Regions from separate parts of the Homo sapiens genome. Here all the other regions are linked to region 1. The links are chromatin loops, found by intact Hi-C in ENCODE. Cell type or tissue: Caco-2. All regions are shown on one strand. Each heading gives the region's core, and the rest is flanking DNA. Links, peaks and the distances in the headings are about the cores only.

The links. A loop is a pair of places that touch in the nucleus more often than their neighbours do. Peaks named below come from ENCODE experiments on the same cell type or tissue, not always from the same donor. Only the 100,000 strongest peaks of a DNase experiment are listed, where the experiment ranks them.
Region 2: it touches region 1 in a loop (5-fold over the local background); 14 of 110 quality-filtered maps call a loop at or near these places.
Region 3: it touches region 1 in a loop (5-fold over the local background); 9 of 110 quality-filtered maps call a loop at or near these places.

The regions. Positions count from the first base shown.
Region 1 is chr4:128,570,837-128,579,083 of GRCh38, reverse strand. No RefSeq gene overlaps it. Among named protein-coding and RNA genes, the nearest start is that of LINC03140, 4.4 kb to the right of the region's middle. In Caco-2, for the core only: a CTCF peak has its summit at 4,277 (motif pointing left); DNase peaks (open chromatin) are centred at 4,243, 4,933 and 5,153.
Region 2 is chr4:128,648,782-128,657,028 of GRCh38, reverse strand. No RefSeq gene overlaps it. Among named protein-coding and RNA genes, the nearest start is that of LINC03140, 82 kb to the right of the region's middle. RefSeq lists an enhancer at 3,968-4,467. In Caco-2, for the core only: no CTCF peak of the experiment used is centred there; a DNase peak (open chromatin) is centred at 3,348.
Region 3 is chr4:128,631,878-128,640,124 of GRCh38, reverse strand. No RefSeq gene overlaps it. Among named protein-coding and RNA genes, the nearest start is that of LINC03140, 65 kb to the right of the region's middle. RefSeq lists an enhancer at 16-516. In Caco-2, for the core only: no CTCF peak of the experiment used is centred there; a DNase peak (open chromatin) is centred at 4,764; H3K4me3 peaks cover 158 bases.

The DNA of each region.
Region 1 (8,247 bases), core at 2,215-6,214:
ATCACAGAGGTTACACCATTATTTGAAAGAATCAATAACATTCACATAGTTCCTTAAAGACATTCTGCTCTCTAAATTTCTTCCTTTGGCTGGTATTTTAAGAGCTGCCTCTATACTTTGGATGTGTGGTCTACTGATGTTCAACAGCTATGAAAGGATCACTCATTTACCACACCATGGCCTTCCAAAGCCCTTGTCATCCAGAAATAAAATTTCATTTCTTAGGAGGAAAATGAAAGTTTTGGGTTTTTTTCCCCCTTGTAATGTTGAGAGCTTCTTCTCACCACAGCAAATTGGATCAAAATCTCCCAAAGGGGCACAGAGACAAAGGGAAATGATCTGAAGCTTCCTGGTGAAAGCAGGTCACATTATCCCCTCTTCCTCGTCTTTCCCGTCAACACCTCTGCAGGAGGTGCGCCTTCAGAAGGCAGTGTTGAGGGACTGCACACACAGGCTTCTCCAGCCTGGGAAATGGGAGTCAAATTGATAACTACCATTAACATGCTCGCCATTTGCAAACTACTTCCCCTTGAGTGTTTAAAAGCATTTTTTTGGTCAATTGAGGACAAAGAAAATGCCCTTTTCTGTGCTGGAAGAAAACAAGTTAATGACTTCAATTGCTTCCCTTGCTGTGGCTAGCTGATTTCCAAAATCTCCTTTACCCATAATGGTTTGGATGCTAGGGCATTCTCACTGTGATGCTGACATAGCTAGACAGTAGAGAGCTAGTGTCACGCTGTGGGTAGCTAGGGGGCATGGACTTTGCAGAGGGATCTGTAAAACTGAGAATCCAGTTCCCAGAGACAGAATAATATTAAATGTCAAATGTGGCACATTGATGAAACTATTTTTGTTTGAAATTACACCCAATACATAGTACTAATGCCTATCCAAATATTAAAATTACCCCCCAAATGGAACACATTTGCTGTTCTTTAAGATGCATTTTTAAACTGCCACTCTGTAATAATTCTGGCCTTTTATAGAGTCCAGAAGTCCAAGGCCACACATCCTCCTCATCAGCATTCACTTGAGAGGGCCTGTAACCTTTCAGATGAGGAAGCACTACTTTTTATTTTTCTCATGCTTTTAGATAAGTCTGCTAAAAGGTCTGGTCACATCTGAGATTAGGGCATATTGACCCCAAAGAATGGGGAAAGGGGACTTCTATGCTACTAAGGACTGAGTTGTGTTCCCCCATGCCTCCACCTTCCAAATTCGTATGTTGAACCTTAACCCTTAAGGCAAGCTTGTCCAACCCACGGCCCGTAGGCTGCATGCGGCCCAGGATGGCTTTGAATGGGGCCCAACACAAATTTGTAAAACACTATGAGGTCGGCATGGTGTCTCATGCTTGTAATCCTAACACTGTGGGAGGCTGAGGTGGGTGGATCACTTGAGGTCAGGGGTTCAAGACCAGCCAGGCCAACATGGTGAAACCCTGTCTCTACTAAAAACACAAAAATTAGCCGGGTGTTGCTGCACATGCCTATAATCCCAGCTACTTGGGTGGCTGAGGCAGGAGAATTGCTTGAACCTGGAAGGCCGAGATTGCAGTGAGCCAAGATGGCGACACTGCACTACAGCCTGGGCTACAGAGCAAGACCCTGTCTCAAAAAAAAAAAAAAGCAAACAAAAAAAAGTATGATATTTTCTTTGGTGATTTTTTAAGTTTTAGCTCATCAGCTATTGTTAGTGTTAGTATATCTTTTGAGTGGGCCAAGACAATTCTTCCAATGTGGCACAGGGAAGCCAAAAGATTGGGCACCCTTGCCTTAAGGTGATTTGAAAATAAGATCTGTAAGGAGGTAACAAAGGCTATGTGACGTGACAAGGGTGGGGCTCTGATATGACAGGATTAGCATCCTTATGAAAAGAGACGCCAGAAATCTTGCTCTCTCCTTGCACAAAAAGGACATGTGAGCACAAAGCAAGAAGGTTGCCACCTACAAGCCAAAAGAAGAGGCCTGAGAATGAAACCTATCTTTCTAGCACCTTGATGTTGAACTTCCTAGCCTCCAGCACTGTGAGAAATACATTTCTGCTGTTTAAGCCATGCAGTCTGTGGTATTTTGTTATGGCAGCCCATGCTGACTAACACAGGGACATATCTTCAGGCACGTTCACATTTCAATTTAAAATCCCACTGTGGCAGTAGCTGAGACTTCTTTTTGAATTAGGTTGAAGGAGTTCAGGACATGGCACCCCAAAATATGCCACTTTGGTATGTTGATTATTTTGAGCTTAAGGCACTTGAAAAACAGCAAATGCAAGAAGCTTTCTCTAAGCTCTTATTACCTGCCTAAAGACAGATCCTCCAAGAGGAACTCAATTGTCATAAATTCCTTCCCCAGGAGTTTCATCAACCAGGAAAGATTGATTCTTAATCACAAGAGAGGAGACCAGAGGTTGACACCACACCCAGACACACTTTGTCACAAACTGTTATATCTCTCATCTCTTCTTCTAAGGGTCCATTAATCTTTCCTAAAATTCATTGACTCTTCCCTAAGTGGTCTACAACCTCTCTCCACTTCTCCTCTTATGACAGTGTATATAAGCTCTCAAACATCCCCACTTGTGTATTCACATTTTTCCTGTGATGTCTCTGTGCATGTAATATTACAAAATACGTTAAAAATAATTTATTACTTAAAACTTTAGATCATATTTTAAAATATTAAAAATTACAGTGAAAATTTTGTTTTTTGTGTCGTTAATATCCCTGTTATCAGTTTATTTATTTATTTTTATTTTTTTTTTGAGACAGAGTCTCGCTCTGTCACCCAGGCTGGAGTGCAGTGGCGCGATCTCGGCTCACTGCAAGCTCCGCCTCCCGGGGTTCACAACATTCTCCTGCCTCAGCCTCCTGAGTAGCTGGGACTACAGGGGCCCCCCACCACGCCCGGCTGATTTTTTGTATTTTTAGTAGAGATGGGATTTCACCGTGTTAGACAGGGTGGTCTCCATCTCCTGACCTCGTGATCCGCCCGCCTCCGCCTTCCAAAGTGCTGGGATTACAGGCGTGAGCCACCGCGCCCGGCCTATCAGTTTATTTTGTAGACCCAATTACCGAACCTAGGAAGGTAACAAGGTTTGTTTTACCTAGGTGGGTTACCAGGTTCTGGCTTCAGGATCAGCTCATAGCCTGAGACCCAGGGGCCCTGAGGTATGAGTCTCTTTCTCCTTGAAATTCCTCTACAAGCTTAAAATACATCAGTGCTTTCTGACAGATTTCGTTTTACAGCCTGATTGTGTCTAGGGAGAGAGAAAATGGAAAGGGTTGGGCACTGGAGATGAAGAGGAAAGGTCAAGATTCCCTAGAGGTCATTCTCACAGGTTCTATGGGGACTTTGTGTGCACCTTGCTTCTCTTTTAGGGGTATCTCTGTTTCTTACATTCCTCAGGCTTTACCACTATTCATAATAATCATACTATCCAGGCATTCGGCCATTTTGCTGGCCTGGACATAACTGACTTGCAACTCAACTGCCCAGGATGATATAAATTTGTGATATTCTTTATTCAGCCCTTTTCGTAGAGTAGAGGGAAAAGGATTCTCTCTAGAAAGTGAGCAGACTAGGCCGCGTTCTGTAGCTCAAGCCTGTAATCTCAGCACTTTGGGAGGCCGAGGCGGACAGATCACCTGAGGCTGGGAGTTCGAGACCAACCTGACCAACATGGAGAAACTCTGACTCTACTAGAAATACAAAATTAGTCAGGGGTGGTGGCGCATGCCTGTAATCCCAGCTACTCAGGAGGCTGAGGCAGGAGAATCGCTTGAACCCAGGAGGCAGAGGTTGTGGTGAGCCGAGATCGCACCATTGCACTCCAGCCTGGGCAACAAGAGTGACACTCAGTCTCAAAAAAAAATGAAAGATAGAAAGTGAGCTGACTATTACCATCAATGTCCCTGGCAGGCTCTGGCATTCCTTGTCCATTAAAGATAAGTACAAATTGGACTTCCAACAATTAACAAAAATATTTTAGCAGCTTATTCTGATCTTGAATAACGAAAGTTCATTGCACACCCTTGAATTTTTTCTTCCCAATTCCTGGAATTTATATAAAATTTGTAGAGAAACCCAATACCTTGATGCATTCTACTAGAGAGTGTTAGAGCTCGAGACTTTCAGGAATTAAACCAAGTCAGCACACTCTATTCTGCTATCCTCAGACTCCTCACCCAGGGTGGTGGTGGGGAGCCAGGCATGGGGCTCTTAATACAACAGGAGGACACCGATGGGGAAATGCCTACTGCCCCCTGCTGGTGGAAAAGGGTCCATAGTTCCAACAACTTGCATAGCCCTAAAAGGCCTCATTTAAACATTGTATTGAAACCATGGTATCAGCTTCAAAATGACTTTAAATAACCTTAAATATTTAGCTTTTTAAAAATAAAACTGAGCAGTAAAAATCTACTGCTTGGTTTTTCCTTAATTATACCGCTCCTCCTCCATCTTTTCAGTTTCCTTTACAATCTGGTAGATCATACGACATTAAATTCTAGGGCGTTCAGCACCAAACAATGGTTGACCTGTCTTAGGTACCAAAGTCCCTTTAATTTGTGATGATAGATAAAACTTTTCTTAAAGTGTTCCTTTGAGAATGTATCTTGAAAGTATTAATAATTACCTGGAAGGTAACTGTGGCTGTAGCAAGTGCTGGGACTTGGAGTTGTATGTTATCGTTCCAGTATCAGTTCTGACACTTACTTAGCTGTAAGATTTAGGAAAGTCACCTAATCTCATAGACCTCATTTGTGAAATATGATAATAATACATAACACACAGGGTTGTTATGGGGATTACATGAGATTATTACAATGAAAGTGTTACTCTAAGAGCTATAAAATTGGAAGGTATTACAACTAAAGGAGCAGGTAACTGTGGGGTTGCCCACTTAACCATTATCAGACAGGTATTTGGAGTCAAACGCCCTAGAGCACAGTAAGGATTAAACATTAAACTGCAGATATTCGTCATTGAGATTAGCGTTATTACCATGGTTTAATATTTAATTCTCACTGTTCTCTAGGGGACCAGATGGACTCTGTGGAGAATGTAGACTTAGACATTCCTGACTACTTGCATCCCAAACTAAAGTCCATACAAGATAAAAACACCTCATAGACAGAAGAGTCACTCCATGAGGCATTCTAAGAATGCACTTTCTGCATGGTGACTAGTTTTTAAGTGGCCAAGTGGATAGGCTCTCAGCAATCTTGCTCCTCTGGGAAGAATAAAAACATTACACTGAAGGTCTTGTTTGTGAGTTGTGCTTTTGGACCTAAGTTTTTCTGCTATAAGGGGTATATTATTAACAAAACAAACCCAACCAAAAAGTTGGAATTCCTGGAAATTCACCAAAATTGCCTGGCTGCTGCAGCCCAACAATTCTTTAGCTCTTTTCAATCATCTTTATTTTGGATTTACTTGGAATCCTTGATCTTTAACCCAATTTTGAGCATTACACTGTCCCTATTTAACGCAAAAGGAATATTTTGGAATTTTAAAAGAGCCACAAAATATCAAACCCAAGATCCTAGTTTTGGGTCTTGTTTGTTTGTAAGGGTGGAAGGATTTCACATCTTATTTTGTACTTACTGTGTTCCCAGCAGCTTTTGTTTTGCTCACATCTCACACAGAGCATACTCAATTCAGTGAACTAATTTGGTTGTATGGTAAGCACTGCAGAGAAGCTATGAAAAAAAGTCACAATCGGGAAGGTAGAAAAGGTCTTCCAAGGATGCACTGAATCTGTTACATATACTCTGGGGCCTCCGAGTTTTCTGGGAAAAAACAAAAGCAAAACAGTGGCTGGGAAACCAGCTTAGTACATAGGTATTAAAGCATGGAACAGCTTCTTTTGACTAGTTTAAGAGGAAGCCATAAAGCACAAGTTCTTGGAATTATGCCAGCAAAAAGTGTAACCCTTTTATTTATGGGGGCATTCATCAGAACTGGGCCTTTGTGAGCCTACCCCAGACTGTGGTCACTTGGTTTAGTCAGTTGCTGACTTCTCTGAGAGAACACATCCCCTTTTAGCAGAAATAAGGAGCAAGGAGAACCACTGGGTAGTGACTATCACAGTGATTCCCATTGGAAACCAACCCACGAAAGCCCTGTAAAGAATAGCCCTCCTGTATTCCATGCCAGTGAGTGATACTTACACACAGGACGGGTGAGACAACATGGATCCACAAACACCTGGTTTACTTATATTGGCCATGATGGTGCCCTCAGGACAAACCACAGATAGAGATCTACCCAAGGAATTCCTGAGTTCATAGGCTGACCGTGTCCTTTGATCCCCAACCCAGCCATTTCTATATGACCTCTGTTGTTGTCCCAACTGAACCCCATTCTTCTCTCTTTTGTGGTTGTAAGGATGAAAAACTTGATGACTTCTTTCTCTTCATCATGGCTACTTCTCAGAATGTCTTGCTGACCACGTCATTGTTGCCTGATTCTATTGATCTAATAAAATCTATTTCTATCAACAAAATATAACTATGTGTGACCACATATTTATACCTTTTCACAAATGGAACTTCTTACAAATAGATTTCCCATCCATGTTAACTTATTAAGTAAAATTTTCCTGTTTTTTAATAAAATAAGTTTTCCTAATCTCAAATACTATCCAACAGATGTTAGTCACAAACATACATCATAAGTGGGAAAGTATTATAATAAAGCTCATTAGTGCTGTTTATTTACCTTTCAAATGCTATTGAATTTTTACATGAGTTTCTCTATAAGTTCATTAGTTGTTATTAAGAAATAAATATATGATTGAATTTTCCAAATATATTTGAATTTCATAGTTTAGCATTTCATACGAGAGAAATAATCAGCCAATGTTTTTGCCTGCTGTTTCCATGAAGATTTCATTTATCTTAGAAGTGATTAATATAGAATGACTATAAATAATATAAATTTAAATAGAATATACTTTTTTTTTTGCTATGTTGTTTGTTAGGCTTTACAATGTTGTAAAAAAACTGTAACAATCCTCTCAGACTGGAATTTTTCTTTATCAAACTTTTCCTCCATTTTCAGGAAGGAACAATGATTCAGAAGTCTTGTAGATTAGTCACTTCTTAAGAAGTTAGATCATTCAGTACTGCATCTTAGCCAACTGTCCAAGGTCAGCAAAATGCACAGCATGTTCTGTTTGATGGCCCCAGGCAGAAAGCCACAGCATTCAAACTATTAATATCTCCTGACCTTTCAACTTACAAATAGAAGCATCCTTGTGGTCATTTTTTTTTCCTGTATATCCCTGAAAAACTAAGGATCTAGGGTTTAAGATAAGAAATACTTAATTTAATTTAATTTAATTAGTTTTTAACCACAATCCTGGGCTTTTATATAAAAGCACACTGTTTATTTCTTTTTTCCTTTTGAGATAGGGTCTCACTCTGTCGCTCAGGCTGGTGTACAATGGTGCGATCTGGGCTCACTGCAACCTCTGCAGCCTGGGCTCAAATGATCCTCCTGCCTCAACTTCCCAAGCACCAGGGACTACAGGCATGCGCCACCATGCCTGGCTAATTGTTGTATTTTGTGTAAAGACAGAGTTTCTCCATGTTGCCCAGGCTGGTCTCGAACTCATGGACTCAAATGATCTGCCTGCCTTAGCCTCCCAAAGTGCTGAGATTACAGACATGAGGTACCGTGCCTGACCACTGTTTATTTGTTTCATAAAATTTTCTTAAACACCAATTATGTGCAAGTTACCATGCCAGGCCTCTGGGAAACAAAGATGAATCAGTCAGATGTACCTGCAAGGAGCTTATGGTCTAACTGGGGAGAAGAAATACAGCAAAATACTATAACATAGGGTAAAAAGTAAGAAGTACCACAAGAGAAGCACAGACAAGATGATTTGGGGGTTCCAAAAAAATAGATTATTAAATTTTGTGGGCTGGCAGCAGAGAGGAAGGAATTGGTAATTAATCTGAGAAGATGACATTTGAGCTTGCTCTTGATGGACAGAATTTAAAATGTAGAGAGGAGATGTAAGTGCAGACATTTCAGATTGAGGAAAGAGCATAATTAAGGGCATGGAGGTCAGAAAACATGGGGTAATAAAAAAAGGTTCAAGTAGTTCAGTTTAGTTAGAGAACATGGTATATGAATTTAAAAAATCACTGAACTAAAATCAGAAAATTACTTTGAGACCAAATCTAGAGGGCTATTAACACCAGATGATAGAGTATGGACTCTATTTTACAGACAG
Region 2 (8,247 bases), core at 1,389-5,388, 79 kb before region 1:
TCATTAATCACCACTGAGCCTCCAAGAGTAAGAGAAAAGTAGCACTTAAAGGCAAAAGATGCCTCGAGATAGGCATTTTAATTTTTTGCCATGATAACAATCGTTATCACAATTTAATTTATATTTATTTGCATTTGCATTATTTAAATTGAAAGAAAATATGACCTTCTTTCTGAAATAGATTAAATTAGTATCAGTACAGAAATGACTACGTAATATTTTTCTTTTCTTATTTTATTTTTGGAGTAGAGAAGCAACCCATCTATCCATTCTTTCATCTGGTTTTTCATACACCTATCCATCTATCCATATATCTATCTGTCTGTCTGTCTCCCCAAATCATTTTAAGTCCCCCTTATGAGCTTTATGTATTCTGTAAGACCCTAAACCTGTAAAAACGAGCAGGACCAGATCAACATAGTCACCATTCATTATATATGAATTTGATCTAAAACATCATTCAAATTAAGTCAGGGATAAGGAGATCATTTAAAGATAAAACCTAAAGATATGCCTTAGGAGGCATCTCTGTACTTCTTCAGTGTACTAATGCTCGCTGGCATTATTGCTATCACTGATAAATGTCAAAGGGGAGAGTGATATTTTTGGAGTTGATTTTTTTACCCTATTACAAAAATAGATTATAAACACACATATGTCACAGAAAGAACTTAAGCTAATATTTCTATATAGGGACAAGCATTAGCATATTTTTAAAGTTCACAGTTACATTTCTGTTGTCAGTTATAATCGTCTCTTGGTTTGAACTCATTATTTTAAGATAGCTATCAAAAATCTATTGGTATAATGTAATCTGCTTAAATTTCACAAGTGTGTGAAAATTTTACAGTCAAAGAGTTCCTAAAGGAAGCTGTGTAATTCAATATTTTCATATAACCATCTTCATAAAGGCACAGAGCTGACTTAAACCAACAAAGGATAGTCCCTAATAACAACAACATAAAGCTATAATTGAACTCAAATTCATGAATATTTTATTTTTAGATAGTTATTTTCCACTCGGACATTAGTCTAAATCAGTATTTAGTTACAATTTACACTAAGCATATGCTTTGGAGGAAGACCATAGATAAAAAGCAAAGTATAAATGAGTCAAAGTTACCCATATCATCATGACACTCTACCACAGGTCCCTTTGCTCCTCTTAGAAGGCAGCTTAGTACCTCCAAGGTTGGAGAAGGCACTAGGTTTATCTGGATTTCTGCTCAGAGAAGTGAATGATACAATGTTTTACATGAGAATCTTGGAGAAAGCTAAGATTTCTCCAACCTTAGAGGGGATTCCCTTTCTAGAAGCCCCTTGCTTGCTGTGTTGGCAGTTGGAATGCCATATTATACAATATACTCGCTTTATTTAGTCAAGGAGACTGTTGAGGCAGTGTCAAACAGCAGGTACAAGAGCTGCAGGAGCTCTTATTATTCATCACAGTTTGGCAGCCTGATGGGTAAAGACAAGTATTGGTGGGATACTCAGGTCACAAACTTCTTTTTCCCACTGCACTTGCAGGGTATGCATTAGTCAGCTCTGCTACTGTAACAAGCAACCCCAAAATCTCAGTTACAACTACAAATACTTATCCTGGATCTGGAATAAAGAAGACAGGTGCATCAAAACTGGCTTTATGTCTTCTTCATTCCAGATCCAGGCTGAAAGAGCAGTCCATTTTGGGGTATGCCATTCCTATGACAGAGAGAAAACAGCAAGAGAGCTGGTGGAATACAATCACTCTTAAAGATTTGGCACAGATGAGGCATAGTCAAGGTCACCCACAAGGCCTAGTCACTCACGTGCCCAAGCCTGACATCAAAGGTGCAGAAATTGTAGACTCTCCCATAGGAGGTACTCCAAGAGAAGGAGAATAGGGTCTGGAGGCAGGGAACCTAAGGCTGATTTACCCTGACTTCCTAGAACTAAATCAAAAGGAAAAGCCTGACTTTCCACACCCAAGTAACAAAAGGATGAGAGGCTACTGCCTTTGCAACCCCCTTCCCCGCTTTTCCACATGGTAGATGAAAAATTGAAAGTACCTCTGATTGGTCCCCCCTCACAACCAATCAGACTGATCTTGGGCCAAGTCTTCGTTTGCATAGGAGTATAACTCTATAACTTCATTTCAGCCTCTGATTGGTCACTTTCCACAACCAATCAGACGTTTGCATAGGTTGCAACTTTGTAACTTAACTTCAGCCTCTGATTGATTGTTTTCCTTAACCAATTGGGCTGATCGTGGGCCACTACTTCATTTACACAGGATGTACACCAAATAACCAATGAAAAACCTCTAGAGGGTATTTAAATCCCAGAAAATTCTGTAACCAGAGCTCTTGAGCTGCTTGCTCGAGCCTGCTCCCACTCTGTGGAGTGTACTTTCATTTCAATAAATCTGTGCTTCTCTTTTGTTGCTTTGTTTGTGCATTTTTGTCCAATTCTTTGTTCAAAATGCCAAGAACCTGGATACCCTTCACCAGTCACACAAGTCTGTGTAATCTGTCAGAATGGGGAGTGAGTTGCTGGAAACAAAAACACAATCTATGTTCCTTGCTGCAGCCCCTACCCAGTTCTCCAGCCTATTCCTTCAAGCCCCTCCTCTTCAATGCCAGCTCAAGGAGGGTAGTTTGGAGAGCTCCATGGTGAAGGACTGTGCCCAAGAAGTGGGGCTGCAGCAGCTGTTGTTGCCATTCATCCCTGCTTTGTTCTCAGCGGCCTCTAAGTGCAGAAGGCGGAATAAATTGGCAAGAACTGAAGATGAGTTGGAAGGCAAACAAGAGAACTGAGAGCTTTCTCATTAACTAAAGGGGTCATTGAGATAATGCTTGAGGCAAGAGGCAGAGTGACCTTTAGGTACTTGGCTGGAGGGCTGTCCTGAGAGAATGGAATGAAGCTCACCCCTTAAAGCCATCATCCCCTTCAATTAATATTTACTGAGCACTACTAAGACACTGACCCTGTACTCAGAACTGTAAGCTTTCCTGGGTTGGAAAAGGCTCTGACTAATTTGCACATTAAAAAGCACACAGACAGAGGAACCCACCTTTTTTTCCCTTTCCCAGTCACCCTGGGAGAGACCGTCTTCTCTTCTTCATTCATGTGTGGAATCCCAATTAAGCGTAGTAAACAAAGGAAACTTCTTACATTGTGATTTTCCTCCCTCTTCCCTTGTTTTATTTGCAGTCTGGATTTATTGCTCAAGAATTACCTCCTTTAAGCATCATCCCCTATTAGCCAGAGAGATAAAAGCCATAAAGGGAAGGGAACTCCTTCAGTTCTCTTTGCCAGTTGTGAGACAGAGCAGCTGCGTTTACAAGGGGAGTTGACATCTGTTGACTGAGCCGAGCCTGTCCTGCCCCAGCACTGTGCTCATGCTTGGAATGCAAACTGCAGCTATCAGAGACAGCGCCGGGGTTTAATAACTGCTTGAGCCCAGAGCAAATCTACTTGGGCACTAGAAAAGAAATTGTATAGTTTTAAAGCAGATGTATGCTCTTAACGTGGTTGGCTTGTAAAGCAATAAAACTTGGGGTTTTTCCCCCCTTAGCCTATCACAACTCTTAGAATAAACAGTGTACTTAAGACAGGGCGATTCTATCACAATTCCATGTAATATTTAGTCCATATAACAAGATAAAATTTGAATTAGCATCACATATAGAAGGCATTTCATTTTCTCACATACAGTACAATATTAAGCGCAAACAACATATGTCTCCATGGTTATAAACAACAGCGTCATGTTTGCAAAACAGATCCTATATGTAGAACGTCTGTAAATGGGAGAAAATATGGGGCTTTTGTTGGTTAAAATGATGTTAAATATTTCAAGTCGCATGATCTTTATAAGAAACATTTTCAGGGGCCAGGCGCGGTGGCTCACGCCTGTAATCCCAGCACTTTGGGAGGCCGAGGCGGGTGGATCACGAGATCAGGAGATTGAGACCAGCCTGACCAACCCTGATGGGGTTTAGTAGTGAAACCCCATCTCTACTAAAAATACAAAAAACTAGCTGGGTATGGTGGTGCATGCCTGTAATTCCAGCTACTCGGGAAGCTGAGGCAGGAGAATCACTTGAACCCGGGAGGCAAGGGTTGCGGTAAGCCGAGGTCGCTCCACTGCATTCCAGCCTGGGCAACAAGAGCTCTTTCTCTGTGACCTTGAAAAAATCAACTGGTCTGAGCCTCCATTTCTTCACCTGCCAGAATAAGGATGTTGGGCTAGATCAAGGTTTCTTTAGGTGTATTGTGAGGAACATTATTTCTGAGGAAATTAATGGGAGTAATTTTTTAAAAATTATTTTTGGCTGGGCACGGTGGCTCATGCCTCTAATCCAAGCACTTTGGGAGGCCAAAGTGGGTGGATCTCCTGAGGTCAGGAGCTCGAGACCAACCTGGCCAACATGGCAAAACCCCACCCCGTCTCAACTAAAAATACAAAAATTAGCCAGGCGTGGTAGTGGGTGCCTGTAGTCCCAGCTACTCGGGAGACTGAGGCAGGAGAATCTCATGAACCCGGGAGGCGGAGGTTGCAGTGAGCTGAGATCGCGCCACTGCACTCCAGACTCCAAACGGAGTCTTGCTCTGTTATATTTGGAGGGTACAATGCAGATTTCTTACATGCGCACATAGCATACTGTCGGAGTCTGAGCTTTTAGTGTAACTGTCACCCAAATAGTGAATGTAGTACCCAATAGGTACATTTTCAACCCTCACCCCCCTCCTGCCCTCCCACCTTTTGGAGTTTCCAGTGTCGATTATTCCACTCTGTAGGTATGTATGTATGGACATGTGTATTCAAGGAGTAATATTTTTAAAAAGGCATTCCATGGTCAAATAAGTTTAGGAATTGTGACATTAAACAAAATTAAACATATTTCTTTATTCAGAAATTTAGTGTGCTAATAATATTCACCACGATGCTCCAAGAGGGAGGCAGAGTATGCATTTCCCTTATTTATTTTACCAAAAGCTTTTTCTTGTAAAACGGTTCTCAGAACTAGTCCACACACTGGACTTTAAAGACCCTTTAACTTATGACATTCTATGATTCTATTGCCTTTTTATTCTGCTTATCTTTCCAATTTTTCTCACCTATTTCAGGAAAAGACCTACTTGGGCTTTTGAATTCATTCAGAAGGTGAAGTTTAGTTTGTTCCTCATTTCTTTCATCCTTTATTCTTTTTTCTCCTACAAATTTTTTATTTTGAAAAACTTTAAGCCCTCAGAAAAGTTGGAAGAATAGTACAATACGTATATATTCTTCACTTAAATTCAACAATTGTTAACATATTGCCTCAGTTGCTTTCTGTCTCACTCTCTCTACCCATGTGCCTAGACACACATATACATTATATATATATTCTATGTATAATTTTATTGCTGAACTATTTGAAAATAAATTTCAGACATCATGACACTTCATCATTAAATACTTAAAAATGTATCTTCTAAGAACAAGGAAAATTTCCTGGGTAACCTCAAAACCACTACTGCATCTGAGAAATTGAACATTGATTAATATCATCTAATGTATACTCTGTGTTTAAATTTCCCCAATTGACTCTAAAATATCTTTATTTTAGAGTCCATTTAGGGTCCATTAGCTACTCAGCCTCCCGAGTAGCTGGGACTACAGGCGCCCACCACCATGCCAGGCTAATTTTTTGTATTTTTAGTAGAGATGGGGTTTCACCGTGTTAGCCAGGATGGTCTGGATCTCCTGATGTCGTGATCCGCCTGCCTCAGCCTCCCAAAGTGCTGGGATTACAGGCGTAAGCCACCGCGCCTGGCCTCATGACATTTATTTATTTTTATTTTTGAAAAGCCCAGGTCATTTATTTTGTAGAAAGCCTAAGATTTTTAATTTTATGACTGTATGGTTTTTTCCTCATAATTATATTTAGTTCACATATTTTTGGCAGAATATTAATATGTGATATTTTTGTGTACTTCACATCGCACCATAACAGGGGCATGTCATGTCACTTTGTCTCATTATTGGTGGTATTTTGGGTAACAGCTAGGTTAAAATGTTATTTCCTGTAATTCTCTATTGTAAACGTGGGGCCAGGCGTGGTGGTAGACGCCTATAATCCTAGCACTATGGGAGGCCAAGGCAGCAGATCGCTTGGGCCCAGGAGTTTGAGACCAGCCTAGGCAACATGGCCAATCCCACCTCTACAGAAAATGCCAAAACTGAGGTGGGAGGATCACCTGAGCCTGGGGAAGTCGAGGCTGCTGTAAGCCGTGATCACACCACTGCACTCCAGCCTGGGCAACAGAGTGAGACCCCCATCTCAAAAATAAAATAAAATAAAATAAAATAAAATAAAATAAAATAAAATAAAATAAAATAAAGGTATCTTTTCCCCTTGGCAATTAACAAGTGATCTGACAGTTGATGTTTTAAGAATTATGAATAACTTGGTTCCCATCAATTTTTCACCTAATGGCTTTCCCATTTACTGATGATCCTTCCCTGAACAAAATATTACACTGGGAATTGCAAGATAGTGGTTCTTCTAATTCTATCATCCCTGCTTCTTTATTAGCTGTTACTCTTCTGTAAAGTAGAGCTTTTCTTTTGCTCTCCCCTCACATTGAGTATCATAACATATCATAGATTTTTTTTATTAAATGTTTTATCATCTGTTTTGTAATTCATTATTTTAAAATGATTATTCAGGGGCTAGTCTGTGCCAGGTATTGAAGTGAGATTAACCTAATGTTAGTCTCAGTTTCCCTTACCTTTCCTTGCAAATACTTAGGAAACCAGTATCAGTGGGAACATGAACAACTCATCCAAATTCTTGAACTGGTAACTACTTAGCTTCAAAGTTTGTTAGGTGGTAGAAGAAATTGAAGATGAAGATGGGAGTTGAGAAAGGCCCCCAAATTGTAATTATTACTCCCTTTTTATAAACCTTGGTCAGGCTACTGTGGTTACAGCAATCATCAGATGGCCATCTTAATCATCACACAGGAAAGAAAAAAAATCAACTACCATCTCTGTGGAACTATGCTGGGTCTGACTCAGAGGGCAGGGAATCTCAACACCAAAAACTCAGCCTCCCAAGATCCATGGAAAGAGAATCTATGTTTCTATGTTAAGCACAAAATGAGTCTTTTAATGATCACCCAAGGCACTAGGAAGACCTGGGGGAATACGTTTTTATCTTTAACATGTAGTAGATTCTTATGTAAATACCAAAGGACCAAAGTCCCTGGACAAGTCAGGGAGCCTGGGAGCACTTCCCTGGTCTGACACAGGACACAGGTCCCACACCAGCAGTATCCTTACCTCTCCAGGAGAATCTGAATGACAGAGCTGGGAGCCTACTTTCAGTGGAAAGATAAGGGACACTAGTTTCTGGAAAGAACAGACCAACCCATCCTGGTCATATTTTCCAGTGGCAAGTGTATTCTGAGTGTTATGTGGCAGGGGTGGGGGAGGATTTTGCAGTGTAACAAGCCTGGGTACCATGGGACCCTGCTGACTGGCAGAGGTTGGCAAACACATCTAAAGGACGTACATTCTTTTGGACTTGATTTTGTTCCTTTTAGGGAAGTCTCTGCTCCCTTGTGGAGCCTTCCAGCCTCAGAAAAAAGGTACAGTCTGTGTTCCCAAAGTGAAGCAGCAGGCATAACAGACAGAAACTGGCATCTTGCCAGGGGGATCAGTAGTCAGGGGGTGGTGGTGGTACCTGGAGCCTTTGTCACCTCAGTGAGTATACAACTTCAGTGGCTCTGTGAAGTCATGGGGGAAGATCCACCCAGCTGTCAGAGAAACTCCAAAGGGATAAGGGCTCAATGGAAAAAGTCCAGGGTTTTGAGATGAAAAAACTCAGGTTCAAATGCCATTCCCTAAAATTTATGAAACATAAGACAACTTACTTAATACCAGTTCCTTCATCTGTAAAATAGAGATAAAAAATCCCTCACAGATGTGCTGTGAGAATCAAGGTAAAGTAAAGCATGTGCCTACTTTATCGTTAGGATTCCTTTTTTTTTTTTTTTTTTTTTTTTTTGAGATGGAGTCTCACTCTGTTGCTCAGGCTGGAGTGCAGTGGCACGATCTCGGTTCACCAAAACCTCCACCTCCCAGGTTCAAGCGATTCTGCTGCCTCAGCCTCTGAGTAGCTGGGACTACAGGCGCACACCACCATGCCTGGCTAATTTTTTGTATTTTTAGTAGAAACGGGGTTTCTACTAAATCCCGTTTAGTTGGCCAGGCTG
Region 3 (8,247 bases), core at 2,855-6,854, 60 kb before region 1:
AAACAAGGCCACAGCAGCAGGCTGAGGCAGGGCCTGGCCGGCTCCCCAGAAGCCACCAGCCAGCCAGGGCAGGAAGCCCTTAGGGAAAGCCCATAAGCCTTGGCCCAGGAGGGATCCCTGAAGGCAATAGACCTTTCAGAGCCAGGGAGGACAAAAAGCAGATTCTGAAACAATCAATGTGCCCCACACCAAATACTTTTCTAGTTGCAAAGATCAGGCCATAAAAGTCATCCTTGGGAATTCTATTTCCTGCTCACTCCCAGCACAACTTGCAAAATAGCAGGCAGAAGAAACTTACATTTTTCTAAATTCACTACTAAGACTAAAGTACTCCCAGGGACTTAGACCAAACATAAGCCCTTTCTTTAAGAAACAACAATTTAAATGTGGTCACTTAACCACAGATTTCTTTACATCACCATTAAAAACAAATTATGTCTGGGTGGTAAAATATGTTGGACTAGTTTCAGGGTTTTCCTAGATTGGCAGCTTAGGTTTGAGGCAGCATTTGTCTTCATATATTGGCATTTGTCCCCACTATGTTTCTCAACCAATTGAAAACCACTGAATCACTGAGAAATATTTAATGGGTAATGAGAATCACTTGAGTGACAAGTCCTATTTGACTAAATAGCCCTGCCATGTCTTTACAATTGATATAAATGCTTTCATATTACATTTACATCTCTTATATCCACTATGGACAAAATAGTATTTCAACAGTGCAAAAATAATGTGGCAGGAAGGCAACCCTGGAGGGTTATAAATATCAAATAAGTCATAACTATAATGATAATATTGGAATTTATCTTCAGAAGATAAAGGTTGAACTTATCAAAAGGCCACAAGTGAACAATAAAGTCTTCCTTATAGAGTACAGATAAATTTGAGATTTTCGATAATCTTGTTAAATTCTCTGTAGTTCCTTATTCTTAATACCATGCCTGAGTTTCAAAACTGCTCACTGCTTTCATAATTGCTGCTTTTTGTTGCTTCTTCCAAATCTGATCTCCAGTAAAACACTAGGATGGCATCTCTTTCTTTTCTCTGCTCCCACTTCTACCTTCCTGAATTCCCTTCTCAACTCCCTTCTCCTCATCACCTCCCAAGCCTCTATACCTAACAGTAGGGCCAAGGACATAAACAAGGAAAAGAAAATGCAAATAAGAGTTAGATATTTAATAACAGAAGAGGAAGAAGCATAGTACACACTTCACCCCTTTTTTCTACCTAAACAAATCTCAAGACTGCCGTTTGCTAGGACTGCCATAACAAAGTACCGTAGACTGGGTGGCTTCATCAACAGAGAAATATTTTCTCCACATTCTGGAGGCTAGAAGTTAGAGACCAAGGTGTCAGCAGGGTTGGTTTCTTCTGAAGCTTCTCTGCTTTGCTTGGAGATGGCTGCTTTCTCCCTGAGTCTTCACCTGCTCTTCTCTCTGTAGCTGCATCCGTCCAAATCTCCTGTTCTCATGAGCACATCGGTCACAATGGGTTAGAACCTATTCTAATAAGCCCATTGTAACTTAATTATCTCCTTAAACATCCTGTTTACAAATATAGTCACTTTCTGAAGTACTGGGGGTGAGTTGGGACTTTAACATGTGAATTTTGGGGAGACACAATTCAGCCCATAACAGCCGCTTTCACATACCTTTACCAAATAGCATTTCTTTGCCATCCATCCTACCCTGATGTTGATTTTCCCTAGCCTTGGTGATCTCTGCCATTATTTTAGTGGCTGATTAAATTTAATTGGCACTTATGCGTACTGTCTTGAGTAGTTTTTAGATGAAAGTTATTCCTCTCCCCAACAAGATCCACGAGCACAGGGCTAGTTTTTAATCCTTCTTGACGTCTAGAACACGATTGAAACATTAGCAGATAGGCTTACAGTGAAACAAAAAAGCAAAACAAGCAAGTCTCTAATGAACTGGAAGAGAAAGTGTCATTCTTTTAGTTGTTGTGTGTGTACATTTTCTCCCTCTGGGAATGGAAGCTCTGTAGAGGCAAGATTGTGCCCTTCTGAAGGAAAAGTAAAGGAATTCATTTAATTTGGCCAGTGAAAGTGAAACCTGGACAATTTTCAAAATCCTTTGCCTTTCCAATATGATTTTTAAGTATAGTGATGAGAAAATTTTGTAAACGTGTCAATTCCAATATTTTCATATATTTGGCCAAGAAGATTTTCTTTATAGGAACTTAGTTAACTTTGGATGATAACCACTAAAAGTAGTAGCAGTAGTAGTCACAGTGATCCTTCTTTGTAGAATAAGATTAGAATGCTGTAGCACAGGTACTGAAAGCAAATCTTGCAAATGATTCAAGCAGGGTTACCATCTACATTTGTGTTGCGTGGTTTGATTTTTCCATTCATAGGGCTACCTCGTCTCTCACATGCCCTTGCTGTCTTTACAAACATGGTGGGGTTTTGTGCCATGACCATGGCTTTGAAAAAGCCATTTGGCTCTTCACATATCCAAACTACATCAGGTCTTTCAGAACTCATTTTACTCATGCCTGAGGATGTGTCCAAAGAGAAGCCTATTCAGTTATAGTCTTTCATTGGCTCGAAAATTCAGTTTCAAACAAGAGGTGAAATTTGTTCCTCTCCTGGCTCTTTAGGGATGTAAGCAAAAATCTACCTTAGTGAAGAAAAATTCTAATTCCTTAGCATAAGAAATAAAAGCCAGGAAATTCCAGAATGGTCAAAATAATGGCTTATGTTATCTTCTGAGACAGCTTCAAAGAGAAATTAACCCTAATTATGACATCCTTGTTGATAAAGAAGGGAATGACAGGTCATGGGAATTGTCATTAAATGCTTTTTGGAGTGTTCATTCTTCAACATTCAGAGATAATAAGAATGATGATGGTGGCAATACTCAAAAGGAATCAGACATTTGCATAGTGTTCAACATGTGAGATGATACCAATTTTGAGAGACACTAGGATGTCATTAAGCAGGTGAGAGGCTATGCCCAGGAATGCTGTCTAATAGCCTCTCATTGTCATTATAATGGATCTATTTGACCATGTGACAAGCGCCTTACTTACATTGCCTAATTGAGTCCTCACAACAATCTGCTTAATGAGGTAGGCATTATTCTCCCTGTTTTACAGATGAGGAAACTGGGGGGTCAAAGAGTTTCTGTGACTTTCCCAAAGTCATGCAGCATATGCAGAAGAGTGACAAGTGCCAACGTGTACAGAGTCTAGGCTGTCAGACCCAATTCACCCAAGATGCATCCATTTAAACCCATGAAATTTGGGTAGGATAAATGTTTGCCAAATTCACAGGCTGGGTTTCTTGAATCCTCTATAATGTTTTTCCTGGCCCAGCTCCTTCCAGAGCGGTCCCTGTTCTCAGTCCCCATCTTCGAAGAGGAAATCGACCTGCCAGAATGACCAAGGGCTTCACCCAAGGGTTTCCACACTGTATTAAATAAGAGAGTCTCCAAACTGCCTGAGAGACAATTACTTACATAGAAAATATATTATATTTTGGTATGAGACAATCTCTCACCTCAAAATATACAGGAATAACCACTGCTTACGGTTGAAAACATTAGGAGGGGGTAGCTTTGGCTTTCAAAAGACTGCAAAACACTTTCCTAGTATCTTCGTCTGGGAAAATAATGGTCTTACTTCATTTCTTTAGGCTTCTCCCTGAGTCTGAATCTTATTTGAGAGGTCCTGGTGACTCCTTGTTTCCACAGCCTGCACAGGCAACATCTGTTCTGGCCTAAGGATGAGAACCTCACCTCCCCACCCAACACAGCTCAGCCTCAGGGGTGAGGGGAAGGAAGCACACATGCAGTTGCTCTCATCCTGAAAAACTCCTAGTGAGGAAGAAGCTTTCACACTCATGGTTCACAGAGAGATTTCAGCCAGAACTAGCAGTCTCACTAGTTGTCAGAGCCTCTTGTTGATTCCCACCTTCAGCAAAAATCCTTCAGGGCAGCAAGCGCAGCAGGAAACCTGTCATTAACAACCACCATGGTGTCACATCAGCGATTCTCAGGAGCCCTCACTCCACTATTTAACTCAGCTATTTACCTCATCAGGGAGAGCTTTGTTTGATTGTCAGAAAATAGAACATGTACATTTGTCTGTCATAAACACACACAAGCTCTCCAGAGCATAAATAAACAAAACGATCATGTACGTTGGTAAATGTGTTTGCATTATTTAACCAAACCAGATGAAGCATGTGAATAACCCTGCATATAAAGTACCATCAAGTAACTTGCTTGTAATCTGTCTTGTACAATACAGCCATTGCCACTCATTCCACTCACCCGATTCAGACCCTGGAAATGTACTATTTTTAGTTGGGCTTTGTACACCACTATTTACAAAGAGCACTGTTAAATCCTTTGAATAGCAGCCAAGAAGTTGGGTGAGAACCTAGAAGCCTGCCACACAGATCAGCATCCTAATCAACTCTGGGACAGCCAGTGCTAAAGATCTGCCTTTCTTTCCTTTTCTTCTTCCCCTTTGTCTCCCCGGGAATATCAATGTAAAAGAGGAAAGGAGACAAAGAGTTGGGCCTTATCTGTTCTTGTCGTTCAAATGGGTTGCTTTACTCACTCTCCTAGATAACAGCCCATTTGTCAACATCTTTGGCGGTTTAAGCCGTTCTTTGTCAAAACCACTTTTGGAAAAGATTTGACCATTTATTTACATGGGAGCCAACGTGACGGCAGCAGGTGCGTCATGGAAAACTCGGACGTGGGTGCTGCAAAGCCGCTGGGATTCGGTCACGTGACAGCCCGCCTGCTGCCCGGCCAGCGGGCCAAATGGCCACACGGGAAGGAGGGACAGAGGAGAAAATAGTAGGCAAAGTGTTGGCGTGAGGCAGGTGGTGGATGAGGCAGTCGCAAAGAGAAAGGATTGCAACATCAGGGAGGAGATGAAAGGCCTCATATCATTTTGCAGCCAACAAGAAACCTGAAGGAACTAAGTTTGGCTCTATTTCTACAGCTTGTGAAAAGCTGAGAATGGAAGCAATGACTGGGCTAATTCTGGACAAAATTTTTTAAAATGATTTTTGTCAGAGGAGCCCAGATCTTTGCCTCAATTCTTTGCTTTTGTCTAAATTGCTCATTTTTCCAAATTTCTGTAAGTAATTTTTTAGGTGATGTGAATTGATTTGCCTTTGGTATACCGGACAAGATTTTATTTTATTTTATTATTTTATTTTTGAGACGGAGTTTCGCTCTTGTTGCCCAGACTGGAGTGCAGTGGTGTGATCTCAACTCACTACAACCTCTGCCTCCCGGGTTCAAGCGATTCTCCTGCCTCAGCCTCCTGAGTAGCCGGGATTACAGGTGCCCGCCACCACACCGAGCTAATTTTTGTATTTTTAGTAGAGATGGGGTTTCACCACGTTGGCCAGGCTGGTCTCAAACTCCTGACCTCAGGTGATCCATCTGCCTCAGCCTCCCAAAGTGCTGGGATTACAGGTGTTAGCCACCGTGCCCAGCCTGGACAAGATTATTTGAGACATCTCTGGTGGCCTAAATCGTGAAGGGTTTGCCCCCTGTTTCCTTTTGTCCACTTTCCTCATAGTGCCATTTTGTTTTGTGCCTTCACTCAGCCTGAACTGGCTGGTGAAAGTGGCACAGCCAACTGTTGCCAGACAGTGATGTCCTGTCAAATTCCTGTACCTGCATGGGTACGTTCTCATGTTCTCTGAAATATTATTCCTTTCCCTTAACAGAGCTCACCAGACAAGAAACAGAAAAGTGTTTTGAGTACTTTGAATCAAAAGTGGTCTCTGAATTTAAGGCATTTTTATTATTTTATGTGTTATTTGTAGTTCAAAAGGGTCTTCCTATTCATCATAGTATTAGAGGCATTTGATGGAAAAGTAGTGTGCCAAGGTGATTAGTGACAACAACAACAAAAGCAACTTATTTTTGAGCCTGTGAAAGGCCCTCTTCTAGACACTTTATACAACAGCTGTATCCTTATTGATAGCCCTGCAAGGTAAGTATCATTTTTCCCATTGTGGAGAAGTACTGAATCTCGGGAGGGTACTGGGCCAAGGTCACCAGCCAATCAGTGACAGATAGGAAATTCAAACCTAGGTTTGTTGGGTTCTTTCTACTATACCAGGCAACACCATTTGTAAATGTGAACTCATTCTGAGCATCAAAGGACAATTGGCTTTACTTTGAAGAAACTCAATTCCATATTGGTTTCAGTTATTTTAACAAATTCAACATGCTTAATTATCTCAGAATTTTTACAGAATAGTAATTGTTAATTCCCTGGTAGAATTAGGCTTGCCTGCAACTATTTTTAATTCCTTAACATCTTCTAGGTATTCCACTTGACCCGATGCTTTTCCTTGATGTGGTCTGGAGAATGTGATCTATAGAAACAATGTATAAGAATATCCTGGCCGGTGGCTCACACCTGTAATCCCAGAACTTTGGGAGGCCGAGGCGGGTAGATCACGAGGTCAAGATATCGAGACCATCCTGGCCAACATTGTGAAACCCTGTCTCTATCAAAAATACAAAAATTAGCTGGCCATGGTGGCGCATGCCTGTAGTCCCAGCTTCTCGGGAGGCTGAGGCAGGAGAATCGCTTGAACCCAGGAGGCAGAGGTTGCAGTGAGCCGAGATCGCACCAGCCTGGGGGACAGGGCAAGACTCTGTCTCAAAAAAAAAAAAAATATCCTGACTTTCTTTATAGGCACATAAATAAATAAGGAAAGAATCTTTTCCCCAACCCTGAGGAGATAGGCAGTACCACTATATAGCAGGCTTGCATGCATGCAAACTTTGAAAGCAATCATTGAACAAAGCTTGGGCAAGGTTATGGTGAATAAGAAAGAGAACAAAGTTCATGAAGAGGTGCGAAGAAAACAGGAAGTAAGTGTTGGTAAATTTTGCATGTACAATAGTATTTCTGTCATAGTGAATGTCTTCTCAATAGATTATTCTCACTTTCCTCCTATATATCCATTTATTTTGTTGGACACCAACACCCAATAAAGATAATGGGAACAAATAAGAACTATAGCTCTTAATATAGATTCTAGAAAGTGAAAACTGCTTTTTATAGCTCTAAAACCAAAGCTTTTGGCTTCAATATAGATTGAAGATATCTCTCTACCATTTACTACCTGGGTTTTTTTATTCGCTTGTATAACCATGTTCTATTTCTGTTTTGTTTGAAAAGAAAATGAAATAGAATTACCTCCTACACTCACACTGCTATTGACATTAAATTTCATCTTCTTTTATTATGATCAGCAAAGTTACTCATAACACTGGAATTTGTTTTTTGGTTTTAAAGTTATAGCTGCTGCTGTTGTTGGAACAATTAGTATTGCTTTGGCACTGTGTTCCACCTAAACTCATGGCATTTGTGTACTATTTACCTTTCAGAAAAGCTATTTTCCAAGAAGAAAAAGAAAATGGAAGTACAAATTTCCAACAGCACACATTTTCTCTGCTCTCTCCTTGGCTCTGAAAGAGGATGCGTGAAACAGAATTTCAGGCTGTAATTAATGCAGCTCTTCATAAGATAAGAGGTTCTTTTATCTACAGAAAAATTGCTGCACTAATTCCCAACAAGAAGTGCAATGCTCCGGTTAATGCTCTTTCTACAAGAAGAATTCACCTTTTCTACCCTCTACATATTTACAGACAAATTTGAATATTTTGTTATGGGAAACTGAAGATGGGTAAACATACAATGATAATAGTACTTTATAGGGCTAAATCTAAAAGCCTTAAAGATTAATATTATGTTTGGATAAATGCTGAATAAGTTTACATAAAGAATTTTCAAATAACATTGACGCTACAGGCATGTACTTGTAAGCACAGACCTTAATTGGGCACAACTTAGATCCAGCACTCTTTGAGGGGGAGAATAAACAAATTGGGAAATGCATCCTCATTTGATACAGTGAGGAAAAAGAGCTATGGTTCCTTGCTCTGCTTTAAAGTACTGTCCAAAGAAGGATGAAGCCCCGCTATTTCATTTTGATTTAAATATTTCCTTGTAGAATGCACATTCCAATTTGGAAACAATACTTTCTATATGTATGTTTCATGTATGTGCTTGGAATAATTGGTAATGTGTTGGCACTGTGTTCCACTTAAATGCATGGCATTTGTATACTATTTAATGTTTTGTTGTTGTTGTTGTTTTTGAGATGGAGTCTCAGTCTGTTGCCCAGGCTGGAGTGCAATGGTGTGATCTAGGCTCACTGCAACCTCT